2 separate regions of the Homo sapiens genome follow, and region 2 is linked to region 1. Evidence: chromatin loops called from intact Hi-C (ENCODE). Cell type or tissue: OCI-LY7. All regions are shown on one strand. Each heading gives the region's core, and the rest is flanking DNA. Links, peaks and the distances in the headings are about the cores only.

What was found. A loop is a pair of places that touch in the nucleus more often than their neighbours do. Peaks named below come from ENCODE experiments on the same cell type or tissue, not always from the same donor. Only the 100,000 strongest peaks of a DNase experiment are listed, where the experiment ranks them.
Region 2: a loop joins it to region 1, with 2.8 times the contacts of the local background. A loop is called at or near these places in 2 of 110 quality-filtered maps.

The regions. Positions count from the first base shown.
Region 1 is chrX:16,116,654-16,122,036 of GRCh38, forward strand. No RefSeq gene overlaps it. Among named protein-coding and RNA genes, the nearest start is that of GRPR, 4.2 kb to the right of the region's middle. RefSeq lists an enhancer at 3,156-3,295. In OCI-LY7, for the core only: no CTCF peak of the experiment used is centred there; DNase peaks (open chromatin) are centred at 3,118 and 3,988; H3K4me3 peaks cover 1,981 bases; H3K27ac peaks cover 2,998 bases.
Region 2 is chrX:15,900,735-15,906,117 of GRCh38, forward strand. No RefSeq gene overlaps it. Among named protein-coding and RNA genes, the nearest start is that of AP1S2, 49 kb to the left of the region's middle. In OCI-LY7, for the core only: no CTCF peak of the experiment used is centred there; DNase peaks (open chromatin) are centred at 2,547 and 2,847; H3K4me3 peaks cover 1,139 bases; H3K27ac peaks cover 2,354 bases.

The sequences.
Region 1 (5,383 bases), core at 126-5,125:
ATCCAAGAGAGCATATAAAAGTGGAAAATAGTCACAGAAAGTCCAATCATACTTTGGAAACTCTAAGAACATTAGTTTCCATTTTTATATGACCAGAAACCTACTGTACAATCAAAGGTCCTTGCTGAAGCAGGTTCCAGATTTTATATATGAAAAAAATGGAAGCATAGAGTTTAAAAGTAACTTCATCAAAGGCAGGCAGCTAATAAGCAGTTTGAATAGAATTCAGCCTCTGATATCTTGTGGTGGGGAATCAGAAGCTTAAATTCTGCAGTATGTGAAATTCTGCTGGAGCAGGTTCCATTGTTTAAAAACAATGCTGGTTTCTGTTACAAAATAGCTTTCTTTCAATACATTGAAAACATTCTTCCTAGTTAGGCAATTAGCTACTTGAGGGCAGGAACCATTGTTTGCTAATTTTTGTATTTCTGGGACCTAGAGCTTGGGCTGGCTGGGAAAGGAACTTAATATAAATGGCTGGGCGTGGTGGCTCACGCCTGTAATCCCTGCACTTTGGGAGGCCGAGGCAGATGGCTCACGAAGTCAGGAGATCGAGACCATCCTGGCCAACATGGTGAAACTCCATCTCTACTAAAATGCAAAAAAAAAAAAAAAAAAAAAAAAAAATTAGCTGGGCCTGTTGGCACACACCTGTAGTACCAGCTACTCGGGAGGCTGAGGCAGAGGAATCGCTTGGGTTGCAGTGAGCCGAGATCGTGCCACTGCACTCCAGCCTGGCAACAGAGTGAGACTTTGTCTCAAAAAAAAAAAAAAAAAAAAAAAAAAAAAGAATGGTGTCAAATGGCTACAAAATGTCAACATTATTACTTATTTAGCTGTGAGTAAAATCATACTTTTAGCAATGAAAAAAAATCTATCACCCCAAATACAACTTTACAGTGGAGAAATCCTAGCAGATACCACCTTAATCAACCTCACCACTGATAACCTCAGGTTAACCTCACCACCGATAAATCATATGGATAATCGTGTACCCTGTAGTATGCTAAATAATGGCTCCCAAAGATATCCACCCCCTAATCCCCAGAACCTGTGAATATGTTCCCTTATATGGCAAAAGGGACATTGCAGACAAAATTAAATTAAGGATCTAGAGATGGGAAGATTGTCCTGATTATCCAGATGGGCCCATTATACCACAAGGGCTCTTATAAGTGGGAGGCAGTGGGAGATTTGACTGCAGAAGAAAAGGCAATTTGACAACAGAAGCAGAGATTGGAGTGATGTGGCCACAAGCCAAAGAATACTGGGAACCACCAGCAGCTGGAAGAAGCAAGGAACAATTCTCCATAGGACCTCCAGAAGGAGCCTGCCCTGCCAACACTCTGAATTTAGCCCTGTAAGGCTCATTTCTGACTTCTGGTCTCCAGAGTTGTAAGAGAATACATTTTTCTTGTTTTAAGCCACTAAGCTTGGGGTAATTTGTTACAGTAGCAACTAATACATACTCCCTGATAGGAAGTGATGAGAAGGGTGCCTTACCTCTTATGGTTTTTCTCCCCCAAATTTATATCCCTAGTCAAGTCATGAAAATATACCAGGCAAACCCCAATGAAGGGACATTCTACAAAATACCTGACCAATATTCTTCAAAAATATCAAGGTCAGGAAAAACAGGAAAGTCTGAGAAACTGTCGCAGCTAGGAGGAGCTAAGGAATCATGTTGATTACATGCAATATAGTATCTTGGATTGGACCCTGGAACAGAAAATGACAGTAATGGAAAGACTGGTGAAGTTTGAATAAAATATGTAGTTTAGATAATAGTGTTATATCAATGCTAATTTCTTCATTTTGTAACATTTTAATAATAGAGGAAGCTACGTGAGGGGCATACAGGAACTCTTTGTACCGTCTTTGTGACTTTTCCATAAACTGAAAGACATTTCAAAATCTAACATTTAAAGAGGAATCCATGCCAGCAACATGTTTTCTTTTCAGACATCTGTTATTAGAGATGGAAATAATATAGGAATGTATTTCAGGGAGTCTAGGACTGTGCTGATCGAACCCTCTCAGGGGAGAGGAAGAAAAGGCTAGAAACAGATGGCTGAGGGTAGAGAAACAGTACCACTCTCATTTGCCTTCCATGCTCCTGGTGGTGCTAATGCATCAAGTTGTCCTGGGGCATAGGCAAGGGGAAAATGTTCCTGTACTTTATGAATGGAGAATCCATAGCACAGAACAGTTCAGTAACAAATAATGTTCATTGAATTTATTTTACTTGTCCAAGTTCACTGAGCAGATGCAGAAATGAAATATAAACGGTCTAATTTCCAGGTATATGGTGGCTGAGCAAGAAAGTTCAGTTCATTTACAATATTTTAAAAATACATATTTTGATCCAGATAAGAAACTTTGGTGTTGCAGAATGACAAATGAATTTCAGTGTGCACAACCTTTCTAGATTTGACCATACTTTCCTTCCCTCACACCCTGTATGACCACTCCAGGTTTAACTCAGGTTTATAGCACTTGCCTTTTCTGGTCTTCCTCTTCTGTTTTCTTTTGTCTTTGGGGTGGTTTTCTTTTCTTCCTCTTCTCCATCCATTCTACTTACCAGGTGTTACCTGTGGGTGCATAACAAATTACCATAAAACAATGGGTTAAAACAACAAACATTTATTAACTCATGGTCTCTGTGGATCAGGAATTTAACAGTGGCTTGGCTGGGTGATTCTGGCTCAGGGTCTTTCATGAAGCTGCAGTCAGAGAGTCAGCTGGGGCTGCAGTTATGTGAAGGCTTGACTGGGGATGGATGATCCATTTCCAAAATGACTGACTCACATAGCTCTGGACAGGAGGTTTCAGTTCCTCCCCATGTGGATCTGTCCATAAGGTCACTTGAGTATCCTCATGACATGGCTGCTGATTTCCTTCAGAGCAAGTGATCCAAGGAGAGAGTGCAAAGAGGAAGCTGCAATGTCCCTTATCATCTAGTCTTGGAAGTTACACACTATTCCTGCTGTGTCATTCTATTTGTTAGAAGCAAGTCACTAAGTAAAGCTCACACTTAAGGGGTGGAGGTGGGGGTTAAATTAATCTACATCTCTTGAAGCAAAGAGTACTGAGAACTGGCGAATATATTTTAACCACCACACCAGGTGTTCTCCTAGCCTCAGATGTGTCTGAGAATTTCGTCTTCCTCTTTAGGCTTTCTCTTGGCATCTACATTTACTTCTGCAGTTTCATGTGACTCAAAATGAAACCCAATTCATTTTTTCCTTCCAGAAGACTCCTCTCATCTTTCTTCTAAGTTTTTAAGCCCCATAAAAAGTCACAGAATGTTGAGAAAAGAAAAGGGAACTTGAAACGATCCCAGCATTACAGGATCTGGATAGAGTCATCTGCCTCTTTTGTTCCTGCTGCAGTACTAAAATTTGACATCTCTGATTCTTCTCAAGCAAGAGTTGCTGCAGTCTTTTGAGCAGCTTCTCCGTGGTGCTGTCACAAATCTAATATTGAAATCACGCTTAGTCTTCACTGACTTTTACCACATAATCTTCTTCTCAAAGCCTAACTTCACTTGATTCTCTGTGATTCTTTTACTGTACATTTAAACTATTTGGCATTCAGGGTTCTAGTTCTCAACCAGTCCTCTTAATTATTTACTTCTATGCTTTCAGACTTCACCTCTCATTTTCCATTGGCTTTCTTACATTCCCTTGTTCATCTAGCAAACTCAATATGCCTGAAGCCAAATTCAGCCTTTCCCTCCAGAAGCTTCCCTTTTGACCTTGCTCATAGCCAGTGGGAAGAGGCTTTGTCTCCACACTCTGTGGTCCCATTGAATCTACCTGTTCTCCTAAATTCTATCAAGTCACTGTTGCCCACCTCATGTTAGAGCCCCACAGAAAATCCAGTCTTTTGGAAAGATGAAAAAGGTGACTCTATTGACTGAAATAGAAACAGAAGTGACAACCCTGTCCCAACACATAAGAAAAGATGCTGAGTCATACTCCAATTCTATTCAGAAATTGGACTCCCTGGGGACAGAGATTTTATATTACATTTGTTCCATGTCATGTTCACATGTCAGAGGCATCTCATGTTCACCAGTAAATAAAAAGCTAAGCAAATGTCTGAATACGTTTGGTGTTTGGTGTTCCGGCTCTGCCGGAAGGTGACACATAATGGTAGGGATGGAAAGAGTCATTATAGTTAATTAGTTGAAATGACATAGAAATTATGGAATTAGCTTTTTTTTTTTTTTTTTTTTTTTTGAGAGGGAGTCTTGCTCTGTCGCACAGGCTGGAGTGCAGTGGCACGATCTCGGCTCACTGCAAGCTCTGCCTCCTGGGTTCACGCCATTCTCCTGCCTCAGCCTCCCAAGTAGCTGGGACTACAGGTGCCCATCACCACGCTTGGTTAATTTTTTGTATTTTTAGTACAGACGGGGTTTCACTGTGTTAGCCAGGATGGTCTCGATCTCCTGACCTCATGATCCACCCGCCTCGGCCTCCCAAAGTGCTGGGATTACATGCGTGAGCCACCGCACCTGGCCCGAATTAGCTTTTTAAAGCATCCTTGATCCCCGAAAATATTAGATGTCAAACCTCAACGCACCTTTACTCCTAAAATACCATTAGAAGAATCTATAGTGCTGTGGAACACATAATGCTAACACCAGCTATGAGAAATCAATATCTATCAGCATCCCCTTAACTTACATTGGAAGAAACACTAACCACCCAATTAGATTTAAGTAGTGAGGCTGACTCAGCACACAGGGGTGTCTAAAGAAATAAAGGGAAACAACATCCAGAAGTTCTCTTTGTGAACCAAAAATATGCCTTTTAGACCAAACTTCTTAGCAAGAATACAAGATCCATCACAATCTCACCCAAACCTGCTTCTAGCTGCATTTCACGCTGTTCTTTTTCCACCCCTGTCTTCCAATCTGGGTGACCCTCTGGATTTATAGATGTCCCTCTGCTCAATGTCATGCTCTTTCCTTTATGCCTTGATCCTAGGCACATATGATTTTCTTCATTCAAAAGACCTTGTCAACACTTAACCTTTAAAGATATCGTCTTTTCTGGAGAAAAGGTAGTTGCTTCACTCCAGAGAGGGGTTGGGGTCTAAAGAGCTGTGAGAGTACACATCTTCATGCTATTTTTCTCAGCCTCTTGCTCAGTGCCTGGCAACTGGTAGATGTTTGATAAATTTTTTTCAAGTAAATAAAGGAGTTGCTAATTCACTCGTATGAGTGCTTGCCTATTGATCTGAGGTCAATCACTCTTCTGAACTCATTGGGCTTTTCCAAAGTAAGCCTTTCCCCCTCAATCTAATAATGATAATAATAATAAGTGCTAATATTAATTGAGCACTTACTATGTGCCAAATACTATGCAATCTTAAC
Region 2 (5,383 bases), core at 279-5,278, 220 kb before region 1:
CTTTGCAGGGTACGCCCTCCCTCCTGGCTGATTTCATGGGCTGGCATTGAGTGTCTGTGGCTTTTCCAGGCACATGGTGCAAGCTGGCAGTGGATCTACCATCCTGGAGTCTGGAGGACAGTAGCCCTCATCTTACAGCTCCACTTGGCAGTGCCCCAGTAGGGACTCTGTGTGGGGGCTCTGGCCCCACATTTTCCTTCTGCACTGCCCTGGCAGAAGTTCTCCATGAGGGTCCTGCCCCTGCAGCAAACTTCTGCCTGGACATCCAGGCATTTCCATACATCCTCTAAAATCTAGGTGGAGGTTCCCAAACCCCAATTCTTGACTTCTGTGCACTCACAGGCTCAACACCATGTGGAAGCTGCCAAGGCTTGGGGCTTCCACCCTCTGAAGCCACAGCCCAAGCTCTACATTAGCTCCTTTCAGCCATGGCTGGACTGGCTGGGATGCAGGGCACCAAGTCTTTAGGCTACACACAGCAGGGAGTGCTGGGCTGGGCCCATGAAACCACTTTGCCTCATAGGCCTCCAGGCCTGTGATGGGAGGGGCTGTCATGAAGACCTCTGACATGCCCTGGAGACATTTTTCCATTGTCTTGGGGATTAACATTCAGCTCCTCGTTATTTATGCAAATTTCTGCAGCCAGCTTGAATCTCTCCTCAGAAAATGGGATTTTCTTTTCTATAGCATTGACAGGCTGCAAATTTTCTGAACTTTTATGCTTTGCTTCTCTTATAAAACTGAATGCCTTTAACAGCATCCAAGTCACCTCTTGAATGCTTTGCTGCTTGGAAATTTCTTCCACCAGATACCCTAAATCATCTCTCTCAAGTCCACAGTTCCACAAATCTCTAGGGCAGGAGCAAAATGCCAGCAGTCTCTTTGCTAAAACATAACAAGAGTCACCTTTGCTCCAGTTCCCAACACATTCCTCATTTTCATCTGAGACCACTTCAGCCTGGACTTTATTGTCCATATCACTGTTATCACTGTTAGCATTTTGGGCAAAGCCATTCAACAAGTCTCTAGGAAGTTCCAAAGTTTTCCACATTTTCCTGTCTTCTTCTGAGCCCTCCAAACTGTTCCAACCCCTGCCTGTTACCCAGTTCCAAAGTCATTTCCACATTTTCAGATATCTACAGCAGTGCCTTACTCTACTGCTACCAATTTACTATATTAGTCTGTTCTCATGCTGCTGATAAAGACATACCCGAGACTGGGCAATTTAAAAAAGAAAGAGGTTTAATGGACTTACAGTTCCACGTGGCTGGGGAGGCCTCACAGTCATGGCAGAAGGCAAGGAGGAGCAAATCACATCTTATATGGATGGCAGCAGGCAAAGAGAGAGCTTGTGCAGGGAATTTCCCCCTGATAAAACCATCAGATCTCATGAGACTTATTCACTACCATGAGAACAGCACAGGAAAGACCTGCCTCCATGGTTCAATTACCTCCCGCCAGGTCCCTCCCACAACACGTGAGAATTCAAGTTGAGATTTGGATGGGGACACAGCCAAACCATATCACCTTATATGTGTAATATAATCTTTTAATTGTATGAAGTAATTCGTGGTAGTTTGGGTTTTTGTTTCATTTATTCATTTGAGACAGGCTCTTGCTCTATCATTCAGGCTGGAGTGCAGTGGTGTGATCACTGCATACTGCAGCCTGGACCTCCTAGGCTCAAGCGATCCTCCCACCTCAGCCTCCCAAGTAGCTGGGACTACAAGTGCACACCATCATGCCCAGCTAATTTTTGTATTTTTTGTAGAGATGGGGTCTTGCCATGTTGCCCAGGTTGGTCTTGAACTCCCAGGCTCAAGCCATCTACCCGTCTCAGCCTCCCAAAGTACTGGGATTACAGGTGTGAGCCACTGCACATGGCTCATTTTGTTTTTATAATTATTATTATCATCATTATTATTATTTTTGAGATGGAGTCCTGCTCTGTCACCTCCGCTGGAGTGCAGTGGTGCAATCTCGGCTCACTGCAACCTCCACCTCCTGGGTTCAAGCAATTCTCTTGGCTCAGCCTCCCCAGTAACTGGGATTACAGGCACACACCACCATGCCCAGCTAATTTTTTTGTATTTTTAGTAGAGACGGGGTTTCGCCATGTTGGCCAGGCTGGTCTTGAACCCCTGACCTCAGGTGATCTACCTGCCTCAGCCTCCCAAAGTGCTGGGATTACAGGCGTGAGCCACTGTGCCCTGCCATAAATATTATCTTTAATTCAGTTTTGTTCACTATTTACTGGCTGTTGATGTACCCTTGTAAATTACTCTGATTTACTGCATAACAAAGTGAGCTTTTTTATTTAGTCATTCTAACATAAAATTTTTTATCATGCTGTGCTTTTTCACAAATATGTAATTGACAAATGCAAGTTGTATATATTCAAAGTGTGTTTTACTTTTCTTTAATGGATGGTAAAGACAGTAAAAGCTAAGAGAGAGATTAGCATTGGCAGGATTTCCATAGCAGAGCCCTTCAGGAGGAAGTGAGACTTTTGTTGGGTCTTCAAAGGGAGAAGTCACATAATCTTTGAAAGTGGAAATGGACGTTAGAGTTCATCTGCCCCACCTCTTCCTTTAGCAGATGAAGAAATAGAAATCTAGGGAAGTACCGTTTTCAAAAAAGGCTTTAATAAAGTTTCAACATTATCAGACCAACCGCAAGGTAATTGTAAGAGGAGAACCCCATGGCCCTACAATTGCAGGTTGTTTCTTTTTCTAGGTCTTTGCCTCTCTGCTCAGTGTATGCTCCCAGTACTATTCAAAGGGCCCTGAGTGGGTGGTTCAGATGCTGTTAGTCACTGACAGGGATGAGCGGACAGGAACCTCAGATCTCTCCTCTTCCCCTCTTGACCCCAGCAGGTGTTGCCTGTAGCCTATTAGATTACATCTGGGGCAGTGCGGTGCCAGCTGATGTACTGTCTGTTGTGGTTTATGCCTGGGGCTATGGTCCACCATATCCAAAGAGTACCAAGTGCTTAGAAATGGTACATACTATTCACTTCATCCTTAAAGAGCTGCTTCTCTTTATCATACAATTCGCATTTAGGAGGCAATTTGTTTGATAATAATAATAATACTAGTAAGTAACTCTCTTACTAGTCTTAACAGTGACTAGTAAGAGAATTATAATTCCCTCTCCCACCCCCAATCCCCACCATTTGTTAAAAAATAAAAGATGAAAGGGAGACTCAGATAAGTTAGCTTGCCCAAGGTCACGTCTTCCAAAATGGCAGAGTCAGGTTCTACCTCAGACACCTGGCTCCAAAATATGTGCTGTTTTCACTATAACTCACTAACTGTGAACTGTTATCTTTGTCATTTTGTTTAATCCTGTTTTCCTCTGTCATGAATTGGCAATTAATTTATAGTAATTTTTTTATGGTATTAGCAGTTCACTGAAAATAAGGTTGCCAGATTAAACACTAAGCAATATTTGGAACATTTTTTTTTGTTTGTTTGTTTGGCAGAGTCTCACTCTATCTCCCAGGCCAGAGTGCAGTGGAGCAATCGTAGGTCACTATAACTTCAAACTCCTGGGCTCAAGTGGTTCTCCCACTTCAGCCTCCTGAGTAGCTGGGACTACAGGTGTGCACCACCACACCTGCCTAATTTTCATTTTATTTTTTTGTTGAGACAGGGTCTTGCTATGTTACCCAGGCTGGTCTCAAACTCCTGGGCTCAAACGATCCTCCTGCCTTGGCCTCCCAAAGTGCTGGGATTACAGGCATGAGTCACAGTGCCCAGCCTGGAACATGTTTATACTAAAAAATTATTTGTTGTTTATCTGAAATTCAAATTTAACTGGGCAACCTCTATTTTTAATTTGCTAAACCTGGCAAACCAAACCAAAAATCTTTGAAAAAATATTATTTCTAGTGAGGTTATCCCCCTCATAAGGTAGAGAAACACATGGAATAGGTTGGTTACTGAGTGAAGACCTTAAATAAGTCTTCTCAAGTCTTAACGAGGGTTAAGGATTTGCCCCCTCCACCCACCAAGGGAATTTGGCAATGTGTGAAGATGTTTTTGGCATCCTGACTGGAGAGGGGTGGTGCTACTGGCATCTAATGGGTAGAGGCCAGGGATGCTGCCAAACATCCTACAATGCACAGGACAACTCCACAACAAAGAATGATCTGATCCAAAATGACAATCGTACCAAAGTTAAGTGACCTTGCCTTAAAATTTTCGCTGGTCAACCAGTAAAGAGAATTCTAACTTAAATTTTCCTTAAAAATCACTTAGTATAAAAAAAGTCACTTATTTATACTAACATAGTATACATCCAGAAGTACTATATATATAACATTAAATATATAATATTAAATATACATATACATATTTAATCCCTTTGAGGCTAGCAATACATTTCCATATAAAGATTTGTCTTTTTCTATTTCCCAGTAATATAATGCTAAAGCTGTTTATTTATCTGGACTAGTTAATTCACAATTATGGATGCTGGTAGCAGCAAAAGTTGACTCAATTTTTAAAAAATACCTTAGCATTTATGACCATAGACTATTGATTTCAGATTTGAGTCTTTACTTGTCTTTAATTATGTTCATTGAATAATGTTCTTGTACTAAGGGCAGGCTTAGAAATAGTGGTCTTGGGAAGCAACCTAGATATCAGGTTGAGCCATATGGTGGTCAAAACTGGTTGAATACTGGCAATTTAATGTGGTTTGACCTGATGTATGCTGTGCAGTTAGATGGCACAAAATGAAAATGAGCTTTAATCCAATCCATGCTTCGAATCACAGTTAGAGCCTTCGTTGGTCCCCAGAGCTGCTGTAGCTTTTGGTCCTGGGTTAGAACTTTTGCTGAGCAGTTGGAGAGGCCGTTTTAATTTTTTGTTTTAATTATTAATGGAATTTGGGAAACTGTCTTTCAGCTCTTTGCAGCGCCAGCCTTTTTCTCCTTTATCTGCATCCACGCATTTCACTGAAGTTGGTCATATAGAACTTGGGCCCCCAGGTGCACAAAATGTGCCCAAGCCTTTAATAGCAAGTAAGTCAACCAGTAAAGAGAATTTTAACTTCAATTTGTGGCCTTTAAAAAGTTGTATCCAGATTTATCTCAGGGTCCTGAAGTAAGAAAAGGAATAGTATATTATAAATGTATTTCTTTTAAGGAGCCCCTAGAGGTAGGGGACACAAGAGAAATGCCAACTGCCCCTTGTTCAACACTCTTGAAGATAAATATTTGCTACATTTTAGTGTAATAGATTTATAAAAAGAAACTTCTGTTTTTTTTAAAAAAAAGACTAAAGACAACATATACTAAAATGATTTGAATTTTACAGATGATACCCTGCTAATATTTTTAGTTCAGCACCATCTGTTTATCTGAAATTAAATTTCT